Linked DNA regions of Homo sapiens: region 1 is linked to region 2. Evidence: chromatin contacts called from ENCODE Hi-C or POLR2A ChIA-PET data. All regions are on one chromosome and are shown on one strand. The core of a region is the stretch at or near the end of the contact, and the rest is flanking DNA. Distances in the headings are between cores, read along the strand shown.

The links. A loop is a pair of places that touch in the nucleus more often than their neighbours do. ChIA-PET counts read pairs that join two places held with the same protein, here RNA polymerase II (POLR2A).
Region 1: a map of cardiac septum shows a loop between it and region 2 (2.9-fold over the local background). The contact joins the enhancer-like site here to the promoter of SCP2D1-AS1 in region 2. A Hi-C loop is called at or near these places in 2 of 168 maps with a recorded cell type or tissue (astrocyte of the cerebellum and cardiac septum). POLR2A ChIA-PET finds 5 or more read pairs at or near these places in 1 of 52 experiments (A673).

Annotation. Positions count from the first base shown.
Region 1 is chr20:18,876,763-18,881,727 of GRCh38, forward strand. No RefSeq gene overlaps it. Among named protein-coding and RNA genes, the nearest start is that of SCP2D1-AS1, 49 kb to the left of the region's middle. Within about 2 kb of position 2,594, at least 2 of the 41 ENCODE cell types and tissues checked have a DNase peak (open chromatin) inside an H3K27ac peak, as active enhancers do.
Region 2 is chr20:18,828,578-18,834,332 of GRCh38, forward strand. SCP2D1-AS1 (SCP2D1 antisense RNA 1) reads right to left here and starts at 1,626. Exons shown (of 3, transcript NR_161343.1): 1 at 1,466-1,626.

The DNA of each region.
Region 1 (4,965 bases), core at 1,344-3,843, 49 kb after region 2:
ATCCCAGAGGTTTTGATATATTGTGTTATTATTGTCATTCCATTTGAAGAATTTTTAAATTTTCATCTTGATTTTGTTTTTGACCCATTGCTCATTCAGGAGCAGGTTATTTAATTTACATGTATTTGCTTGGTTTTGAAGGTTATTTTGGAGTTGATTTCTAGTTTTATTCCACTGTGGTCTATGTGAGTGCTTGATATAATTTCAATTTTCTTAAATTTATTGAGGTTCATTTTATGGCCTATCATATGGTCTCTCTTGGAGAAAGTTCCATGTGCTGTTGAGTAAAATGTGTATTCTGCAGTTGTTGAATGAAATGTTCTGCATGTATCTGTTTAGTCCATTTGTTCCAAGGTATAGTTTAAATCCATTGTTTCTTTATTGACTTTCTGTCTTGATGACCTATCTAGTGCTGTCAGTGGAGTATTGAAGTCCCCCACTATTATTGCGTTGCTGTCTATCTCATTTCCTAGGTCTATTAGTAATTGTTTTATAAATTTGGGGGCTCCAGTGTTAGGTGCATATATGTTTATGATTGTGATATTTTCCTGTTGGACAGGGCCTTTTACCGTTACATAATATCCCTCTTTGTGTCTTTTAACTGCTGTTGCTTTAAAATTTGTTTTGTCTGATATAAGAATAGCTGCCTCTGCTTGCTTTTGGTGTCCATTTGCATGAAATGCCTTTTCCCATCCCGTTTACTTAAAGTTTATGTGAGTCCTTATGAGTTAGGTGAGTCTCCTGAAGGCAGCAGATAGTTGGTTGATGAGTTCTTATTCATTCTGCAGTTCTGTATCTTTTAAGTGCAGCATTTAGGCCATTTACATTCAATGTTAGTACTGAGATGTGGGGTGCTGTTGCATTCATTGTACTATTTGTTACCTATTTCTTTTTTTTTTTTGCTTTTTGTTTTTGTTTTTTAACTTGTGTTTTTGTTTTATAGGTCCTGTGTGATTTTTGCTTTAAAGAGGTCCTGTTTTGTTGTGTTTCCAGGAGTTGTTTCAAGATTTAGAGCTCCTTTTAGCAGTTCTTGTAGTGGTGGCTTGGTCATGGCAAATTCTCTCAGCAATTGTTTGTCTGAAAACGACTGTATCTTTTTTTCATAAATGATGCTTAGTTTCACTGGATACAAAATTCTTGGCTGATAATTGTTTTGTTTGAGGAGGCTGAAGATAGAGCCCCAGTCCCTTCTAGCTTGTAGGATTTCTGTTGAGAAATTTGCCATTAATCTGATAGGTTTTTCTTTATAGGTTACCTGGTGCTTCAGTCTTACAGCACTTGAGATTCTTTCCTTCATTGTCACTTTATATAACCTGATGACAATGTGCCTAGGTGATGATCTTTCTGCGATAAATTTCCCAGGTGTTCTTTGTGCTTCTTGTATTTGGATGTTTAGATCTCTAGCAAGGCTGGAGAAGTTTTCCTTGATTATTCCCCCAAATATATTTTCCAAACTTTTAGATTTCTCTTCTTCCTCAGGAACACTGATTATTCTTAGGTTTGGTCATTGAACATAATCCTAGACTTCTTGGAGGCTTTGTTCATATTTTCTTATGCTTTTTTCTTTGTCTTTGTTGGATTGGGTTAATTCAAAGATCTTGTCTTCCAGCTCCGATTTTCTTTCTTCTACTTGTTCAATTCTATTGCTGAGATTTTCTAGAGCATTTTTGCATTTCTATAAGTGTGTCCAATGTTTCTTGGATCTCTGACTTTTTCTTTATGCAATCTATTTCCTTCAATATTTCTCCCTTAATGTCTTGTATAATTTTTTTTATTTCCTTGCATTGGGCTTCACCTTTCTCTGGTGCCTCCTTGATAAGCTTAATAACTAACCTCCTGAATTATTTTTCAGGAAAATCAGGGATTTCTTCCTGGTTTGGATCCATTGCTGGTTAACTAGTGTAATATTTTTTTGTGGGGCGGGGGTAGGGGTACGGTGTTAAAGAGCCTTGTTTTGTCATATTACCAGAGTTGGTTTTCTGGTTCCTTCTCATTTGGGTAGGCTCTGTCAGAGGGAAGATCTAGGGCTGAAGGCTGTTGTTCAGATTCTTTTGTCCCATGGGGTGTTCCCTTGATGTAGTACTGTCCTCCTTTTCCTATGGATGTGGCTTCTTGTAAGCCAAACTGCAGTGATTGTTGTCTCTCTTCTGGGTCTAGCCACTCAGCAAGTCTACCAGGCTCTGGGTTGGTACTGGGGTTTGTCTGCATAGAGTCCTGTGATGTGAACTGTCTATCACTCTCTTAGATGTGGATACCAGCACTTGTTCAGTTGGAGGTGGCAGGGGTGTGAAATGCACTCTGTGAGGGTTTTTAGCTTTGGTGGCTTAATTCTCTAAAGCTGATTGGCCTTCTGCTACTAGGTGATGCTTTCCTGAGAGCATCAGCTGTGGTAGTATGGACAGGAACTGGTCATGGGCGGGGCCCTAGAACTCCCAAGATTATATGCCCTTCATCTTCAGCTACCAGGGTGGGTAAGGAAGGCCCATCTGGTGGGGGCAGGGCTAGGCATGTCTGAGCTCAGACTCTCCTTGGGCCAGTCTTGCTGCAGCTGCTGTGGGGAATGGGGGTGAGGTTCCCAGGTCAATGGAGTTGTGTACCTAGCAGGATTGTGGCTGCCTCTGCTGAGTCATGCAGGTTGTCAGGGAAGTGGGGAAAAGCTGGCAGTCACAGGCCTTACCCAGCTCCCACACAAACCAAAGGGCTGGTCTCACTCCCACCTTGCCCCACCCCACAGTCCAGAGTCTCTTTCTAGGCAGTGGGTGAGCCAGGCTTGAGAACTTGCCCCAGGCTACTCGCCTCCCAGCTGGGAAAGAAAATGGCTTGGTTCCTTCCCAATCTGTGGAGTCTGCACACTGGATTCGTGCCCTCCCCCAACTTCTGGCTGGGAGGCTTCTCACCCAGTTCAAATTATTACAAAGCTCAGCTGGAGATTTCCTTCTCCCTGTGATGTTTTTCCCCACTCCTCTGGTTGCCCTCCTGATGGATCCCTGTGGTGCCAGGCAGGAATGGCCTGTTTGGGGACCCAGTGAGCTCTCAGTGCCTTTCTTGCTGCTTCCTCCACCCCTGTATTTCACTTGGCTCTCTAAATTGACTCAGCTCCAGGTAAGGTCAGAAACTTCTCCCACAAACAGACCTCCAGTTTCTCCAGTGGGGATGTGTTCAGGAGAGGAGGATCTCCCTTTCCCACTTCTGCAGTTGGGGGCACTTGCAGTATTTGGGGTGTCTCCTGGGTCCTGCAGGAGCAGTCCACTTCCTTCAGAGGGTCTTTGTGTCCTCTTGGTATTACTGGTTTGTTCTTGCAGTTGAACTGGAGCTAAAATTCACAGTGCAAGCCTCTGCATGCTGCTCTGTCCCTCTAAGTTGGAGCTGCAATCTAGTCCTGCCTCCCGTCCACCATGATGATCCCCTCTCCCCTTTAACTTTTAATCCATATGTGTATTTATATTTTAAATGGGTTTCTTGTATACAACATATAGGTGGGTATTGTTTTTTAATCCACCTTGACAATATCTGCCTTTTAACTTGTACATTTAGACCATTGATGCTCAAAGTAATTATTGATAGAGATGGATTAATATCTAATGTATTTATTCCTGTTTCCTATTGATTACCCTTGTTCTTTTTCCTATTTTTGTTTTCCACTCTTCTGCCTTTTTGTGGTTTTAGTTAATATAATTCTATTTTCTCTCTTTTATTAGCATATTAGTTATGCTTCTTTTTTCTTCTTACCTTTTTTAGTGCTCACCCTAAAGTTTTCAATATGCATTTATAATTAATCCAAGTCCACTTTCAAATAACACTATACTCTTCACTTGTAGTGTGAGTACCTCATAATAACAAAATGTTCCTAATTCTTCCTTCCTGAGCCTTGTATCATTGCTGTCATTCATTTTACTTACACATAAGCATATATAGGCATATATACACATACACACACAAATAAGCATATATAATCAAATATATTTCTGTGATTATTTTGAACAAAATATTGTCTGTTAGATCAATTAAGAAGGAGAAAAATAAAAACTTTAATTTTACCTTGAATATTGCTTCTTTGATGCTTTTTCCTTCTTCACATAGATCTGCATTTCTGACCTTTATCATTTTCCTTCTTGCTAAAGAATTTCTTTTAATATTTCTCTCAGGGCAAGTCTGTGGAAAAATATTCCCTCAATTTTTGTTTGTCTAAGAAAGACTTTATTTCTCCTTCACTTTCGAAAGATAATTTCACAGGGTACAGAATTATAGGTTGGTAGGTTTTTTCTCTTAACACTTTAAATATTCACTCCACTCTCTCCTTGATTGCCTGGTGATATGGTTTGGATGTTTGTCTCCTCTAAATCTTATGTTGAAATGTGATCCTAAGTGTTGGAGGTGGGGCCTAATGGGAGATGTTTGGGTCATGGGGGTGGATCCCTCATAAATGGCTTTGTACCCTTCCCATGTAAATTAGTGAGTTTTCACTCTGTTAGTTCATGTGAGAGCTGGTTTTCTAAAGGAGCCCAACACTTCCTCCTGTCTCTCACTCCATCTCTTGCCATGTAACATGCCAGCTCCCCTTCCCTTCCGCTATGACTAAAAGCTTCCTGAGGCCTCAACAGAAGCCAAGCAGATGCTGGTGCCATGCTTGTATGGCCTGCAGAACCGTTAGCCAAATAAACCTCTTTTCTTTATAAATTACCCATCCTCAGATATTTCTTTATAGCAATGCAAAATGGACTAATACACCTGGCTTTTGAGGAGAAGTTGAGTATAATTCTTATCTTTGCTGCTTTACAGGTAAGATATGTTTTTCTCTGGTTTCCTTAAGGATTGTTTCTTTATCTTTGATTTTCTGCAGTTTGTATATGATATGCCTAGGTGTAGTCTTTTTGACATTTATTCTGCCTGGTGTTCTCTGAGCTTCTTGGATATGTAGTTTGATATCTGACATTAATTTTGTGAAAATTCTCAGTCATTTTTTAA
Region 2 (5,755 bases), core at 376-2,875:
CCCCCACTTGCCACCCGGTTGTGACCTTGGATAAGTGCTCTGATGTCCCTGCCCAGCTTTTTCATCTATAAAAATGGGGATCATGTTCCCTGCCTCCTATGATTGCTGCCAGATTAAACACCTAGCACAGGGCCTGGATGGTGGCGGGTACTCAGTCAATATTGATGGAGTAAATAACTGCTTACTGCTCAACGGGGCTCATAGGGTGAATTCCGGCTGGGTAGAGCTCGGAGGCCAAAAAATGGGCAGATGGGATGACTGAAACAGTGCTGTGGTTCAGCCTAGGCTACAAATTATGGCTGTTAGAGACTGTGTGTGTGTGTGTGTTTGTGTGTGTGTGTGCATGCTTTCAAATCTTCCTTTAATAAGGAAGTGAGGAAGTGGAGACCTTTTTTTTTGCCCTGTTGCCCAGGCTGGAGTGCAATGGCGCGATCTTGGCTCACTGCCACCTCCGCCTCCCAGGTTCAAGCAATTCTCCTGCCTCAGCCTCCCGAGTTGGGATTACAGGCACGCGCCACCACGCCAGGCTAATTTTTGTATTTTTAGTAGAGACAGGGTTTCGCCATATTGGCCAGGCTGGTCTCGAGCTCCTGGCCTCAGGTGATCTGCCTGCTTTGGCCTCCCAAAGTGCTAGGATTACAGGCATGAGCCACCGCGCCTAGCCCCCTTTGTAGTCTTGATTGATGTGTGTGAAACCCATTTCCTGGAGCTCTCAGGGGAACACTTTTTTTGTGTGCAGATCCCTATTTCATGAAGTTGCAGGGACATAGAATATATAATTTGTTTGGGGCATTGCTTTGAGCAGGCTGATAAAAGTGGAAGCTAAAAAATTAATGTAGTCTCCTCCCTCAGATCCTGTAGCCAGCCTGTTTGGGTTTCTTCCCCATCTCTGCAACCTGAAGGGAAGGATCTTCCTTTTTTTGCCCCATACGATCCACAGGAAGGATCTTCCTTTTAACAAACTTCTTCTTGACAAATAACACACATAATGCAGAAGGTGCATGCATCCTGTGTTCATCTTGATGAAGTTTCATAAACTACAGGCACCCGTATTTTCATAAACCAACTTCCAGATCCAGAAACAGAATCCCTTCCAGCACCCCAGATGTCCCTTCTCCTCTTTCTTGTCCCTACTTAGTCCTCCAACCCAGGGAAACCACAATTCTGACTTAAAAATAACATTGTTTAGTTTCCCCAGTTTTGCTGTCCCATAAACAAAATCATGCACTCTGATTTTGTGTCTGGATTCCTCGGCTCCACACTGTCTCTGTAACACTCACGCATTTGTTGCACATCTTTTGGCTCATTCATCCTCTTAGTTGTATCACATGTTATTTTATGACTATACCACAATTTATTTATCTGTTCTACTGTTGATGGGTAGTTTCCAGATTTGTGTCCCATCTACCTGTCTCTCCAGCATGAAACTTATCTAACTTACCTCTCCAGCATGTGGCTTAAATACCTGGAACATTTGCTTGGACCATGAAGGAAGGAAGGCAGGTTCTTTATAAATTCAAATCCATCCTGTCCGGTTGCCCACACTGTGCTGAGTGTCCTCACTGGCTGCTCCAGCCTCTCCCACCCAAATGGCCAGACTTCAAGGAGTGGGGGGTGAGAACCCTCTCCCTTGTCTGTTCCAACGGCCAGTGCCTGAAATCTCACTTCGGGAGGGCCCTTCCTTTCCCACCGTTAAAATACAACAACCCGGCCAGGCACCGTGGCTCACGCCTGTAATCCCAGCACTTTGGGAGGCTGAGGCGGGCGGATCACGAGGTCAGGAGATCGAGACCATCCTGGCTAACAAGGTGAAACCCCGTCTCTACTAAAAACACAAAAAATTAGCCAGGCGTGGTGGCGGGCGCCTGTAGTCCCAGCTACTCGGGAGGCTGAGGCAGGAGAATGGCGTGAACCCGGGAGGCGGAGCTTGCAGTGAGCCGAGATAGCGCCACTGCAGTCCGGCCTGGGCGAAAGAGCGAGACTCCGTCTCAAAAAGAAAAAAAGAAAAAAAGGAAATACAACACTCACTCCACCCAGAAGACATGTTCTCCAAAGTGAGCCTTCTATGTCACTTGTCCCGAAAGAAAAGAAAAGAACAAGACTTCCTGATTGATAACTGATCTGGGCCAGGAATGCAGCAGCACTTGATGTCTGAGGGAAGCGGTTTTTCATTGAAGAGGGGAGGAAGACGAACGTGCCCCAAAGCAAGGTGGGGACTTTGACTACAAACTCAGTGGGGCTCCGCTTTCTGCCTGTCGCTGGCTCGTTTTATCGGGCACTGCGATTGAAGCAGGAGATTAGATTTGGGACCTTTAACTCAACCTAATCCCAAATGCACCTTTATTTTATGTCTCACTGAGGAAGAACTAACATTGCAATGGAAAACTATGGCATCCTGCTTTCTTTAGAATTTTATTTTCAACTTATTTGAATGGGCTTTATATTTAATTAGGTAAAAATTTTTATAATATAGTACTTGGGTGAATATAAAAAGAAAAATATAAGCAAAATAAAATTGGTTAATATATTCTAAATTTCTTAACATTGACCTGATTTTTCTGATTCACTTTTGACTCCCAAATTGTTGTTGCCTGTGGTCTCTCCACTCCTCTGGCAATGTCATCCTGAGTGCCATGAAGAGCCTTGGTAATACAGTAATTCTGTTCTTTAATTTTATCTTTAACTAACAAAGAATGATTGCATATATTTATGGGGTATAATGTGATGTTTTGGTATGTGTGTACATTGTAGAATGATAAAATCAAGTAAATTAACATATCTATCACCTCATGTACTTATCAATTTTTATGATAAGAATATTTAAAATCCAATCTTTAAGCAATTTTGAAATATACAATGCTATGATTAATTATACTCATCATGCTGTACAACAGATCACTAAAGTTTTGACCCTCTGCCTGGCTGAATATTGTACTTTTTAATCAAAATCTCTCTTTTCTCCATCCACCCCCATCGCTGAGCCTTTGATAAACACCATCCTACTCTCTCCTTCTATGAGTTTGCCTTTTGTCATTCATGCACGAACTAAAAGCATTGGCCCTGGGTTCTGAAGCTGGTTTTGCAGCCTGCTTCTGATTCCTGCTTTGAAGAGGGCTCCTGAAGGCATATTTTCCCTTCTCACTCCCAGACCAATTAGGAGAGGCTCCAGGATTTCCATGCACATGGCAGATACCACTCTGCTGGGTTTGATGCTGGTGCTTTTGATATTCATGCATGTAACAGGCAAAGGCAACTATATGGCATGACTACTTCTTAGAGGAGGTGGTTGTAAGGAAGCTTTGATATATACTAAGATGCATTCCAACTTCAGAACTGCTAAGATACAGAAAAAAGTATAAACTAGAATCAATGCAAAAATCACAGCCCCATCCCTGCCTGCTGGTCAGCTGTGCCATCCCCCAGAATCACGGCCTCCCAGAAGCATGCAGCCTTGTCGTGAGTCATAACCTGTGTCTGAACACTTGATTTATCTTCCTCTTTCTGGAAAGACTGTACGTAAACTGATTACATTGCTCTACTCCCCACTTCCCTCCAAACTAAACCAAGTAACACAATTCATTGGCTTTTCTGGAGCAAGAGGAGAGAGACTGATATCAGCATTCAGACCCAGGAGTGCTGTGGGTATGTTCATTATCTAGGCATAAAATGGCTCAGCATCAAAGCAGCCCTGGGGAGGGTTAATGTCCAGGCTCTCTTCTGCTTCTGCTCCTGATGTCCATCATACTTACCTCTTTGCAGGGTGTGCTGCAGGTCTGGACTGGTGAGAACTGAGCCTGGGAGAGGAGACCAAGCAAAGGCTTAATTTTCTGCTCTGTTTTCCCCAGTTTGCCCGGGGATCATCTTTAGCGCTGGCAGATGGGAGGTTTTGTTCTTCATTGCTCCTCCATTAAAGTGCTGTCCCTGAGATCCCTTAGAAAGAGTTTGTTTTATTTGTTTTTTGGTCAGAGGTGCATTCAGAAAAAGGCCCAGGCAACTCCCCAGAGGAAGTTCATTCTTTATTTTTAGTGGCTCAGGAGCCTGGAGATGCAATATTAATCTTCTTCCACTTCAGAGCTTGCTGAGAAAGGATTTGGGGGCTTAAAGGGGATGGCTTACTTGTCTTTTGGTTCAGCATGATAATGGCCACAGACTCTGTGAAGGGACTCTGTCTGTTCTACATGAGGTTTTGAACAGATTACTTTTCTCAGCCAGCTTCCTGGGGAGAGACTCACTTTCATTGAGAAGATGCCCTGAGCTTTGTAGAATAAAACAATGCTTCAGGCCCGATGAAAGAGACACCGTTCTGCAGAGGCCAGGGAATGCTTTTCTTGATGTTCTGGAGAGAGGCAAAGTGGAAGAGAGAAAGGAGAGGGAGGCTGGGGACTGGCAAGAGGCCCCACTGTGGGAGCTCAGATCGTTAATCATAATTCTCCCACACCCCTGCCATGGCCCCAGACGTGGGGGAAGGGGATGAGGTGTTTTCCTCTGACTTTAACTTTGGCTGTTTGACTTGTTTTGGTTACTGGGATGTTAACAGATATCACATGGGTAGAGGCTTGAAAGGCTCTTGGGTGGGGATTTTGCTCTGTTGCACTCCTGACTTTTACCATAGCAAGAACATGCCTTGGGTATTTGTAGGACCAGGGGCAAGAAGAAACACATGGAACAGACCTAGGCCCAACCCACAGCTTGTGCCAAGTCCACCCAAGTCCAGACCATTAGCCAAACCCCAGCCAACCCACAGATATGTGATTAGAGAATAAATTCTCATTGTTGTGTAATACTGTGCTTTGGGATTATTTATTATGCAGCACATTGTGGCAATAGCTGACTAATACAGAACTCTTTCTTATTCTCTCAAATCATTAATAAAATCAATAAATTCATGAAATGCTTGGGATAAACGATGTTTTAAAAATGAGAACCAGTGAGGGATTGTGTGTGAACTGTAAGGCCGTATTGAAGGAGAAGGAAGCATTTGGAAGAAAGTTCCAGATAGAGGCTGCAGGGACAGCTTTAGAGCCTCATAAGGCCATGGAAATTGGGGTTGGGCTAAGTTTTACTGGCTCTCTGAGAGACATAGACCACTCAGTGGATAGTCAGCTTAAATAAGAAAGGATACAAGACAGACGCCAAGAATTCAGGTCCATTAGTCAAAGTTTTCCAGAGAAACAAAACCAATAGGATTTGTGTGTGTGTGTGTATTTATGCATATGTATACATATATTTTATTTATGTTTTAAAAGAATTGGCTCAAATGATTATGGAGGCTGACAAGTCCAAATTCTGAAGGGTGGGCTGGCAAGCTGGAGACCCAGGGAAGAGTCATTGTTGCAGTTTGAGCCTGAAGGTAGTCTGCCATGGAGCCAGGAAGAGCCAATGCTGTAGAACAAGTCTGAAGGCCTTCTCATGGCTGATTGCTTCTTGCTCAAGGGAGGTCAGTATTTTGTTCTACTTCAAGTCTTCACCTGACTGGATGAGGTTCACATTATGCAGGATGATGCTTTAGTTCACCAATTTAAATGTTCATCTCATTCAAAACCACCCTCACAGAAACATCAAAATGTTTGAGCATGTATCTGGGCACTGTGGCCCAGCCAATTTGACACATGAAATTAACCATCACAGTTGGCTTTAATCTTTCTCTAGTTCTACAAAAAGAAACCCATTGGCTCCATATCAGCAAGTTATAAGTTACCAAGGAGATAGCTAGCATCCAACTCAAATCATATCCCAGAGGACGTGACTTGTGGCT